Linked DNA regions of Homo sapiens: all the other regions are linked to region 1. Evidence: chromatin contacts called from ENCODE Hi-C data. All regions are on one chromosome and are shown on one strand. Each heading gives the region's core, a stretch centred on a gene start or an enhancer-like site at or near the end of the contact. The rest is flanking DNA. Distances are from core to core; before and after follow the strand shown.

Region 1 (3,752 bases), core at 395-2,894:
GTGGTGCATGCCTGTAATCCCAGCTACCCGGGAGGCTGAGGCAGGAGAATTGCTTGAACCTGGGAGGCGGAGGTTGCAGTGAGCCGAGATCGCCCCATTGCACTCCAGCCTAGACAACAAGAGTGAAACTCCATCTCAAAAAACAAACAAAAAACAATAAAATACTATCTAAAACAGTTGTTATTTAAAATATAAAAGCATAATAAAGCTAAACAAACTGCAAGCTGTAAGATGTTTGGAAAATGATTTGAAAATAATCTTATCAACTTCCCTTCCAGTAAACCTTTTTACTTTTGTTCCTGAATTATAAAATCAGAAATTTGAAAAGTATGTTACTCTTATAGTATAAAGCAAAAAAGGAAAATACTGACATAGGAGTATCATAGGTATGGGGCAAAAATAGCTTCAAAAAAAAAAAATCATTTAGCCTAGGTATGTTGCTCATCCTCATTGCCCGCTGGCCTAGACCATAACTCAAAGGCCAGAGGAATTGCCAGCTGGCCCTGGCTTTACTGTCTTCTAGCTGTGTTTTTACTTGGTAAAGAACCTTTAGCTCTCTGGGCCCCAATTTCATCATCTGCTAAAAGAGGGAATTTTTTTTAACAGGCATGTTGTTATGTAAAAATGAGAAACTATATTGTCTGTAAAAAATATCTGAATGAGCTATAAGATAGTATACAACAGTAAAATATTGTAAGTATTGTTCATATCTCATTCTTTCCCAATGTAACTTCTAATCCTTTGTTTTTTAGGAAGATAAAAATTGCACAGATACATTTGTTATATAGAAATACACTAAGCTTTTTAGAAATCTTTCAGAATGCATTACTATTCATCCTGCTAGATTCAGTCTTAGGACACCTCCACGATGTCATTAACACTTTTGGGTGCTTATAGAGTAAGTGATTGTCACAAATCAAACCTTTACATTTCAAGAGATAAGCAATGTGAGTAAATAAAATTTCAAAATAGAGAATTTAAAATGAATTTCCTTAAAATTAGAGCCTAAAGTTATTTTGGTGCCTTTAGACATATTTTAAATGAAATAAATTCAATAAAAGCCATATGGTTTATTAATATTTAGCTCTATTTCCCTTTACAAAGGACCATAGTATGATTTTAAGAAAATATTTATTTCATGCAGCTTCAGAGTTGTTGTTGTTCTCCTTCCTTGTATAATTGCATCCATCTTATTTTTTCCTCTTAGAATCAGAGTTTCTATTTTTGCTAGCTTGTGGTGCAGATTTTACTACTAAACACTGGGAATATCAAACTGGGCAATCAAATAAGCTTTCAAGGCTCCCACTCCCTTGAGACATGAGCAGGACGCAGGGCTAAATTTGGGGTTCCAATTCCTACCCCTCAAACAGTGGCAGGCTGAAGCCACACTTAGCCTTCATACAAGATTCATGATAATCCTGGGACTGGCTTGGCTCTGACACTGTATTAGATATGTGAAGATCCAAGCTGCTCTCTACATAACTCAGGGCAGAATAGGGATTGCTTTGTAGGCACCCTGGCTGTTTTAAAGTTTTCTTTTAACCAAGTGACTTTGAAATTTCTCAGTATTTTTTTTGTGTGTGAGTGAAAAGAGAGTCAGACAGAGGAGAGCTGACGTTCCCCAGGGGCAAATCGTGTTTTCGGTTCCTCTTTATACCAAAGTTTTTCTTGCATTTTATCTTATGTCTCCTCCTACAAGCTAAAGATTTGAGCAGTTCTTTTCTTACCAAATTTAAGGGATGAACGCTGCAAGGACATGTACCGACCATTGGATCTTAAATGCTTTACTCAAAGTACAGAAGGTAAATGCAGAAGTTTTCATTAATCCCTAACCACATTATTTGACACCTAGGTCTTTTTTATTAGACACTTATGGAGAAGCATTTGTAATCTTTACTTCAAAAACAAATGATAAGATGTCACTTTAACAGTTGCAGCCTTTATCAAGAGTTAGCTGATTGTATTTTATGTTTTTGTTTTTGTTTTTATTATGGGAGAAGAAGGCAATAAAGAAGGAAACAGACTTTCATAGCTCAAGACCATTTGGTCTTTACCGCATAACTTAATTGGATCCTCACAAAAGTCCTAGGGAGCAGATATTATAAATGCAATTTTAGATGGGCAGAAACAGGATCAGGAAGGTTAGGTGATATATTCAAATCACACAGCTAACACATAGTAGATCCAAAACTCAAAATCAATTTTGTCTGATTCTAAAGTTCATGCTTTTTCCACTGGCTACTAATGCCTCATAGAAAGGAAAGAGATTGAGGTACCTGACCTAGCCAGAGAACAGTGAGATTTATGTTCCAGTTCCCTGGTTTCTGAACAATTCTTCCATGAAATGATGATAACACCACCATATTATATTCCAGGGTTGCCAAATACATGGGACCAATACAAAACAGCATCTCCTCCTCCTGCCTGCTCAGGTCCTTCTGAAACCTCTGCGAACACTTCCTCTCGGGAGAGTTCTACCACGCTTTGCTCTGTTTTAGCATTTTCTTATTGAGACACCTGCCTCCTCACCTCATTTGTCCCATAGTGTTATAAAACAGAGGCAAACAAATGTTTTTAGAGAAAAAGCAAGGGAATAATAATAAGTTAGTTAGGACCTACCTTCTTTTGGATTAAAAATGATGCACGAGGTATTTTTGTGATACGAGTCCATTGCAACTTCTAGTGAAACAAACCTTCCCGTGAAGTAGATCAGAGATAACAAGAATCACATTCTACACATGCCTAAACTCTAATTCTTTTTTCTATGCCTGGCTTGAATCAGGTAAATTTTAATCCTTTATTTGTGACTGAAAACAAACTTGGCTACTGTCTGGGTGGAAGCAAAGGTAAGGACCCCTGTAGGTGAGAGATGTAGTTGGATATTGATTTGGTCAGATATACTTTACCTTATTTCACAATAGAGGACTGTATTTGGGGCTCCTGAAAGGGTCTAAAAAAATGGAGTAAAAACATACTAACCCCCAATTTTTCACTGTAAACTGTTTATCAGAATCTTTAGTAAGTTTCCCTTGCCTTTTTATCTGATTTTTAAAATCTGAGTGCACAGAATCAATTTTTCATAAAACTTGCAAGTTTTGAGGCTTTTGCTGCATGTCAGGCACCGTTCTAGGTATTGAGAGCAACAGCAGAAAACAGATAGATTTTGGTTTAAGTAGCTCATATTCGTGTGTGTGTGTGTGCGTGCATGCACACACACGTGGTGAGGGAGTGTTTATGTATGTGTGGCAGGAGGGACACAGATAACAAACAGATACATATAAAATATATAAGGTGGCAAAAATAAATCCCCATGATAATGAGTGCCATAAAAAAATAAACCCAGAAGGAGCTAGAAATTGGCTGGGGTTGGGGTGGGTAGTTTCTCTTTTATATTGAATAGTAAAAGAAGGAACCTCTGATAGGTTATTCTTTGAGAAGAAACATGTTTCTGACATTTTTCAGAAACAGCAAGGAGGTCAGTGTGACTTGAAAAGAGAAATTAGGTGACTGGTAGGGCAAGCAACAAAAGGTTAGACTGTACAGGACCTTTTAGGCCATAGCAAAGACATTGTATTCTACTTTGAATGAAATGAGAAGCATTAGTGGGTTTTGAGCGAAGGCTCACTCCAGCTGCTGTGTTCAGAAAGAATAGAGGAGCAAGCTGGAACTTAGTTATCTTTATTAACTGCCTCTGGACACACTTAGAGGGTTGTAGAGGGGATTGAGTGGTATAATACATACAAAGAGTTATT
Region 2 (3,752 bases), core at 752-3,251, 450 kb before region 1:
TGGACTAGCTGATGTCTAATGGTTCCAAATCAATAATTTTTTGATTCTCTGTCTCTCCAACTTATTATAAAAATACAAAATTTGGATAGCAAACAACTTTTGTACTATGTTAGTATTACACGGATTTAATGCATAGTAAAAACAGCTCTTAGAAACTTAATTCAGCCTATATGACAAATATCAAATGAACTTTAGTTGCCTTAAGAATATCTGCATCTGATTGTCTTAACTGACTCATGCTGAATTCAAACTCATATGTCCCAACTTCCCTATTTCTTTTAATACCAACACGTAATTAATCATTTTGAAAATTTTAGAGAAATCTTTGACTCCTCTCTTTTATCTCTTACGTGCAGTCAGCAAATAAATCCTCATGATTTTTCCTTAAAATATATAAAATCTATCTTCCCTTCTCTCTTAACAAAATCCATTTTCAATTTATCTCCTAAATTACTCCAACTACTGCCTCCATTTCCTTATTTGTTTAAATTTGTAAAAATAATGATATAGCTAAATACAAGAATTCACCTTTCTACTCATCTGCTCTAATTATTCCCCAATATTTTCAGGATAGCATGCAATAATCTTTAGCTTGACTTTAGGATTTTACTAAATTTGGCCTTACCCTGCTTTCCCATCTTCTCTCTATTTGCCAACATGAACTTTATACAAGGTCGCCTTTTTCCTGCTTCCCACTTGCCCTCTGCCTGGCCCATTCCTGCCCTAAAGGCCAACATTCTTATTTCACTCCATTTCATGCTGTTTCCCCTCCACTTCTCTCCACTGGGATGTCATTCTTTGTTATCGATCCCAATTCTTCCTGTCCTTCAGGATCCAGGCCATGCCCTGTCACCTTCCTTTGTGAAGCCTCCTCTGTTATAGTCCAGATGGACCTTGCTATTCAACTTCCAAAGTTCTTGTCCATATCACTTACTTAAGTGTATGTGTAAATATTTACTGATGTATAAGATACTGTGATTCTTTTTAAATCACTCTGCATAAAACCTTTTACTACTCCAGGTCTTTTGGCTGTTCTCCACTACCTGCAATTCCTTCAGATAACTTCATGGCTTGTTTTTATATCTTTATCAGATTTTTATTTAAGACATAATCTTCTCTTGAAGCTGCCTTACTTGACTACTATATCTTCAATTACTACCTAACCCTGCCACTCAATTTCCTTTTTCTGCTTTACATTTTTAAAACTTAGCACTTCTTGGTATTTACTATATTATACATTTTATTTTGTATGTGTCTGTCTCTTACTCTAATGGATTCTAAGCTCAACAAGGGAAGAGATTTTTGCCTCTTACTCATTAATGCCACTCTAGTTCCTAGAAGAGTGCCTGGTATTTGGCAGGTGCTCAAGAAATATTTTTGAATGAATTCATATTTCAAAAACTAAAAGCAACATTAATAAAAGTGGTTAATAATAAAACAAATACCAATATAAAATTGAGAACTTACTATATGTTGGGCAATGTACAGGTAATGCATAAAATAATCCTGTTATTATCTATTATTACCTACTTTCTTCTTTGCCATTTAAAGCAGGGCTTACAGAGGTTAAATAATTTTCCCAAGAACACATTCCTAATAAATGTACTAAAAATAAACTCTAGGCTTATTTGCTATTGAAAATATGTCAAGGGCTGAGCTTATCCAACTGTAAAAAATTAAATGCAAAACAAGATTTTTGAGGAGATATGAGGGAAGAACTCCTCAGAGAGCTACCTGTAAAACCTTTTCCCTCAATGGCTAATATTTTAATTTGTTGTCTTCGTTTTTTTTTTAAGTTATCTTATAATTTTCCATAAACTTCTGCACTTTATTCCTTACCCAGGCTTAACGTTCAAGAAGAGAAAATCTTCTGACTAATGTTATGACTTCATTAAGGAGGAAAATTCCATCTTAAAAATGCGCTCTCAGTTCTCATGTAAAAGACAAGAGCAGAATGAGTAGTCACAGTTCTCACAGAGTGAGGTAAAGCAATCATCAAGGGAGGAGGGGAAAAGTAAAGAATGCTTTATTCATAATTACCTAAGATTTTCCAGCATGAGAGGGGAAAGAGGAAGTCTATTTTCAGTGACAATGATTACTCTAAAAATATTAACATGCAAGGGGAAAATTTTCATTCTGAGAGTTACTACTATACTGAGTTCTCTTTCCCTCACAGAGTGACTTAAAATTCCCAAGGTAGAGAGGTAATCTAGACAGATGCGCTTGCCCTGTGTCTTGAAAATGGCAACATCCAGGAATCATGGGAGTTCAACTGAGGACACACTGGAAAGGATTTCTCAGCACCAGAACAGTCTCTGAGAAGTATCAAGTGGCAGAGTGGATACTTATATCCTCAGGTGTCTGCAGTAAGGCAGAGATTAGAGCTATACAGGCTTATTAGAAGATTTGTTATGCTGAATGCATAAACAAGATTTAGTGAAACTGAAGCTGAATTACCTACTAAAAGGATTATAGACAAAAAAAAAGCCTAATTCTTCCTTTTTTCTATCTAATCCAGAGTCTCTCCTGCAATGTCTCTATAATTTTAACTGTCTTATATAGTTCAGGCAAAATTATATATTGTAGAATTCATTCTCATCTTCATCTTAAACATTTTAGACAAAAATATATTAGTTCCCTACTTCTATACATGCATATATGAGAAAATGGTCTGACAACCCTTAGGTTGGGACACTCAGCAGGTCATGGCATTCAGAGCAAATTGATTTTTATTAAGATAATTATAAGAACATGATTAAAAAAGTATTTTGTATCTCCCTCTTTCTTTTGTATTTTCAGAAAATCATATGAACTGGGCCTGGGGGCATGCACCTGTAATCCCAGCTCCTTAAGAGGCTAAGGCAGGATGATGGCTTGAACCCAGGAGTTTCAGAGCAGCCTGGGCAACATAGCCAGACTCTGTCTCTATCCATTAAAAACAAACCGTATGTAAAATCACATAGCTGCTCCTGAGATCTGCCATTCCATAATTTAGTTCTCTGCTAGTTCTATGGCACCAAATTGTCACAAGACTGACTAGCCAGGTGCAGGAGGTACTCACTTTTCAGATCAGCAAGTAACCACAAATACCATTTATTTGGTCCTTAACAAGATTGAGACGAAGTGGCTACAAGTGAAGCAAAATGGAGGCGATAAATACTCTAACAACTGGTTATAGATATCACATTTTCTTATGTTTATAGTTACATTTGAATAATCCTTACCTCTTTTTAAAAACTCCATAGACATTGAGAATTGATAAAAATCTATCTTTCTCCAGAAAAATACAGCTATACATAAGTCAGTACACAACTTTAGTAAATTCACAAATCTTAACAATCTAATCCATGTGTCCTAAGCATAGACAATAAAGAAAAGTATTTGAGAGGGTGCAGGGTAACTTGAAGTTGAAGTTTGGGAGAGAGATTACCATTACATTAGGAATAAATTCATACTTGACAAACAAGTGTCAACTGTCTCCACTGTCTTACCAGCAGCTCAGTCCCTTACTGCTCTTCCTGGATCATGTCCTATTGGCTGCTGCTGAGCCCATCTCCTGCTTCCAAGCGTTGTAACTCAACAGGAGCAAAGGCAAGTAAACAATCTTGAGAGGGTGTGCTGCTGAATGTTTGCCAGCCTAGAGAAGACAGAGTTTGAACATTTTTAAGTTAGCAAAAAGGAACAGGGTATATACACCTGATATAAAGAGTTTAAAAGGTTTTGGATACCTATAATTGGATATTTCCATTACA
Region 3 (3,752 bases), core at 413-2,912, 320 kb before region 1:
ATAGATGGCACATGCCATCATTTCCATAACATATTTCATATAGAAATTCTCAGAAGATGGAAGATGGAAGAACAGGATTTCCCATCTGTGGCATGGTACATGCTCCACCCTTCCCTCATTATACTGCTAACAGCTGCCCTGCCTCAAGTTTATTCAGGTGTCTTTAAAATTCGTTTATGTTTCTGAAATTTTTGAAGTAATAAGTTTTATAAACTTAATACATACTAGTGAGATCGTATTTCCTGGTCTTTGTCTAAAAATCGTCTCTTTCATTTTATTCTAATATTTGCATATGTTCCTCATATCTATTGATTTGAGGATTTTTTTTATTCTTTACACTGCTTGATAACCTTTTGAAAATTCACCATGGAAGAATGACTATCACAGGAGAACTGGTACTTGGAAACCTTGAGGCATTACAAGAAAAGTCTCGGTGTAATGTGCAAATGCTTATAAGCAAGAAGGTGATTTGCCATGACCTTCATAACCCTAGTGTTTACAACAGTGCCTGTTCTAGAGTAAGCAATCAGTAGATTTTTTATTTTTTTTTTTGAGATGGAGTTTCACTCTTGTCACCCAGGCTGGAGTGCAATGGCGGGATCTTGGCTCACTGCAACCTCCACCTCCCAGGTTCAAGTGATTTTCCTGTCTCAACCTCCCAAGTAGCTGGGACGACAGGCGCCCGCCACCACACGCAGCTAATTTTTGTATTTTCAGTAGAGACGGGGTTTCACCATGTTGACCAGGCTGGTCTCGAACTCCTGACCTCAAGGGATCCACCCACCTCAGCCTCCCAAAGTGCTGGGATTATAGGCAGAGCCACTGCGCCTGGCCCCAGCAAGGTATTTTTTTGAAGTCCAATGCAAGTGGTGATTGTCCGACCAAAAAAAAAAAAAAAAGAAAAAATCTCAAATATTTCCTAGCTAGAAAATGTCACCACATCCCTCTCTCAATTTTGGAGATTTTTTATCATGCCTAGCAACAATATTGGAGAGTAAAATGTAAAAACCATTTCATTGGTTATAAAGCACTGGAAATATGATAATTAGGGCAGTCCAGATGCTCACTCTTCCTGTTGGAATTATATTGACATTATCATTTCATTTTGTTTGTTACTCATAACAGTATTCCCATCTTGGCACTTAAGCAGAAAAGCTTCACTTGTTATGGTTGTTTCACAGTTGATTCCATTATTTGACTTCCTGTTTTCACAATTTGCCAACCAATCAAATATATCTGTGGTTTTAAAACATGTGTCAACTGAACAGATATCAAGAATAAAATGCACATATACATCCCAAAAGACCTCTGTCAAAATCAGTAAGATTGCACAAGGCAGGAACCTCGGATGGCACTTTAACAGAAGAAAATTGTCAGAAATTATTTCATTCAATGTAGTATCTGAGCTTTAATAAACCATGTCTTATCTCTTTTGGCCAGTGGACAGTTTCTAATTGGTAAGGGTCCAAGGTAAGGCAAACAAATGCAAGGAAACCTGTCTGCCTGACTTTATATATCAGCAAGATAGTCCTATCGTACATCAACGAACAGGCTTCAAGTTGACAACAGGAAAAATGTGACTCAGCTTATACAAAAGGGGAAGTCCCAGCGTTGGGCTCAAACAATGGGTCTGTCATTTTACTGCTTTGCTGGTCTGTCTTACCTTTTTGAAGACATGCACGGGTTGAGGACTCATCAATCTTCTCGGTCCTAGGCAGGGTCAGTAAATTTAGTATCCAGGGAGAGGCATTATTCCAGGTCATGAGCAGAGCAGAGGAAACAATGGGGAACTTGTGGTCAGGCTGGTAAAGTGATACCTTAAATTCCAGGAATACTTGATTTGGGAATGGAAACAGGATAGGCCCAGCAGCAAAACAAGAGCAGCACAAAATCCTCCTTAGAATGATCAGTCTAGTGAATGAATTAAACAAAGAAAGCAGACTGTGAGGGATATGTTTATTTTCTCCTATACTCACATATCTGCAGTTCCTTCTGCAGAAGATGTTACTGCAGAAGCAGTAACAACTAACTCATTGATGCAAAAACATTTTATGATATGACACTAAACACTGTGTATATGTGATTTACACGTTATGTGTTAATTTGAGTTTTAGAGGGATCTTTAAGTCATATAGGGCTGAGGAAAACATGTACTTCTTTGGCAACTGAGCTACATCTTACATAAAATAACACCACCAACACCGTATGGGCAGACCTCACTGTGGAGTCAAAGGCAGAAATAGTATGTTCTCCAAATGAGTCACTCCCAGAGGTCCTGTGGTCTTTAAAAACCTGACCACTATTATTCTCTGTGCTTATAGGTTGTTCTTAGTTGCTGCCTTGAGGCTTCCCCTCACTTCACTGTTTCCACTTCTTCTTTATTGACTTTTGTGAAGTCACCATTCTCTTCCTCTTTCATGGTAAAGTGATGGTAAATGTGGGTGATTAGGATGTTCAGTGAAGCACAGACTTATTAACAGGAACCAGGAGGAATGGCTAATGTTGCTAGGGTTTAAAAGTTTTACATAAAAGACAATCACAGTAGTAAAATAGTCATCAGTAAGAACATGACTTTTCTTGTTTCATTGAAAAAATGTTTAGTACTTTTGACTGAATTATTTCTAGAGTATGACAAATCTGTTTTATTGTTTTCCTATAACTTGGGGTCATTTTGTTCTGGCCTGTGGTATGCAATGCCCCAGAATATTTTATATATATTTTTTTTATTTTTATTTTTATTTTTTTTTGAGATGGAGTCTTCCTCTGTTGCCCAGGCTGGAATGCAGTGGTGTGATCTCAGCTCACTGCAACCTCTACCTCCTGGGTTCAAGCAATTCTCCTGCCTCAGCCTCCTGAGTAGCTGGGATTACAGTGCATGCCACCATGCCCGGCTAATTTTTGTATTTTTTTTAGTAGAGACGGGGTTTCACCATGTTGGTCAGGCTGGTCTCGAACTCCTGACTTTATGATCCGCCCACCTCGGCCTCCCAAAGTGCTGGGATTACAGGTGTGAGCCACTGCGCCCGGCTGCCCCAGAATATTATTAAGGATAGGTTTTTACTTCTAGTATAACCATATCTTCCTTATCTTTGTATGCTTAATACACAGTCAGTGCCTGAAACCTGTCAATCGCTTAATAAGCGTTTTTAATTGAATGAGTACATTTTCAAATATATCTTGATTAGTTACACTTTCTTTGAAAGAGCCCCCCAAAATAGATATAATTTTATAAAACTAGTACAGGGCTGAAACTGAACAACAAAACTGGAATTCCCTCTCCTGGGCCTCTCCAGAAAATATAGCTGAGATTGATCCTTTTGGTCACCACAGAAATAAAGAATGAATAAAAAGAGCCAGCAAAAAGAAGTCTTTAAAGACAACAAAGAGACTCTGTAGAGTTTTATGACAGGTTTAGATAATTAAAACTCATCACAAGGAAGGACATTTAGGAAACAGGAAGGGCTGACTTCATTCTACCCACAAGATTTCCAGAATCTTTCTTGATTCAGATGAGAGTGGAGGTCCCTCTTCTCCCCATTCCCACCCCACTCTTGAGTGCTGTGCTGCTTCTCCTTTCTCTGTTCCTGTTCTCAGTCTCCCATGTCACACAATAGTAACAAAATGACTAAAGTCTTACTCACTGAATATATTATGTGAGCCAAAAACAAGTGTTCTGGCAGCTTGGTGAACTTACCAAATCTCCTGAGTCTCAAGGTAGCACTGGCTTAAAGTCCTTGATGGAGCTTGAAGAA

The links. A loop is a pair of places that touch in the nucleus more often than their neighbours do. Pooled maps may share reads with other maps.
Region 2: a loop to region 1 is called in a pooled map, with 3 times the contacts of the local background. The contact joins two enhancer-like sites. A Hi-C loop is called at or near these places in 6 of 37 single-sample maps with no recorded cell type and 2 of 50 pooled maps.
Region 3: a loop to region 1 is called in a map with no recorded cell type, with 5 times the contacts of the local background. The contact joins two enhancer-like sites. A Hi-C loop is called at or near these places in 18 of 37 single-sample maps with no recorded cell type and 5 of 50 pooled maps.

The regions. Positions count from the first base shown.
Region 1 is chr4:104,741,228-104,744,979 of GRCh38, reverse strand. No RefSeq gene overlaps it. Among named protein-coding and RNA genes, the nearest start is that of CXXC4, 250 kb to the right of the region's middle. RefSeq lists enhancers at 1,505-1,654, 1,685-1,914. Within about 2 kb of position 1,644, at least 2 of the 41 ENCODE cell types and tissues checked have a DNase peak (open chromatin) inside an H3K27ac peak, as active enhancers do.
Region 2 is chr4:105,190,245-105,193,996 of GRCh38, reverse strand. TET2 (tet methylcytosine dioxygenase 2) reads right to left here. Exons shown (of 11, transcript NM_001127208.3): 2 at 3,492-3,637. The region is part of intron 2 of TET2-AS1 (TET2 antisense RNA 1); the gene reads left to right. Among named protein-coding and RNA genes, the nearest start is that of TET2, 45 kb to the right of the region's middle. Within about 2 kb of position 2,001, at least 4 of the 41 ENCODE cell types and tissues checked have a DNase peak (open chromatin) inside an H3K27ac peak, as active enhancers do.
Region 3 is chr4:105,059,386-105,063,137 of GRCh38, reverse strand. No RefSeq gene overlaps it. Among named protein-coding and RNA genes, the nearest start is that of TET2, 86 kb to the left of the region's middle. RefSeq lists enhancers at 2,086-2,185, 3,661-3,730, 3,751-3,752. Within about 2 kb of position 1,662, at least 7 of the 41 ENCODE cell types and tissues checked have a DNase peak (open chromatin) inside an H3K27ac peak, as active enhancers do.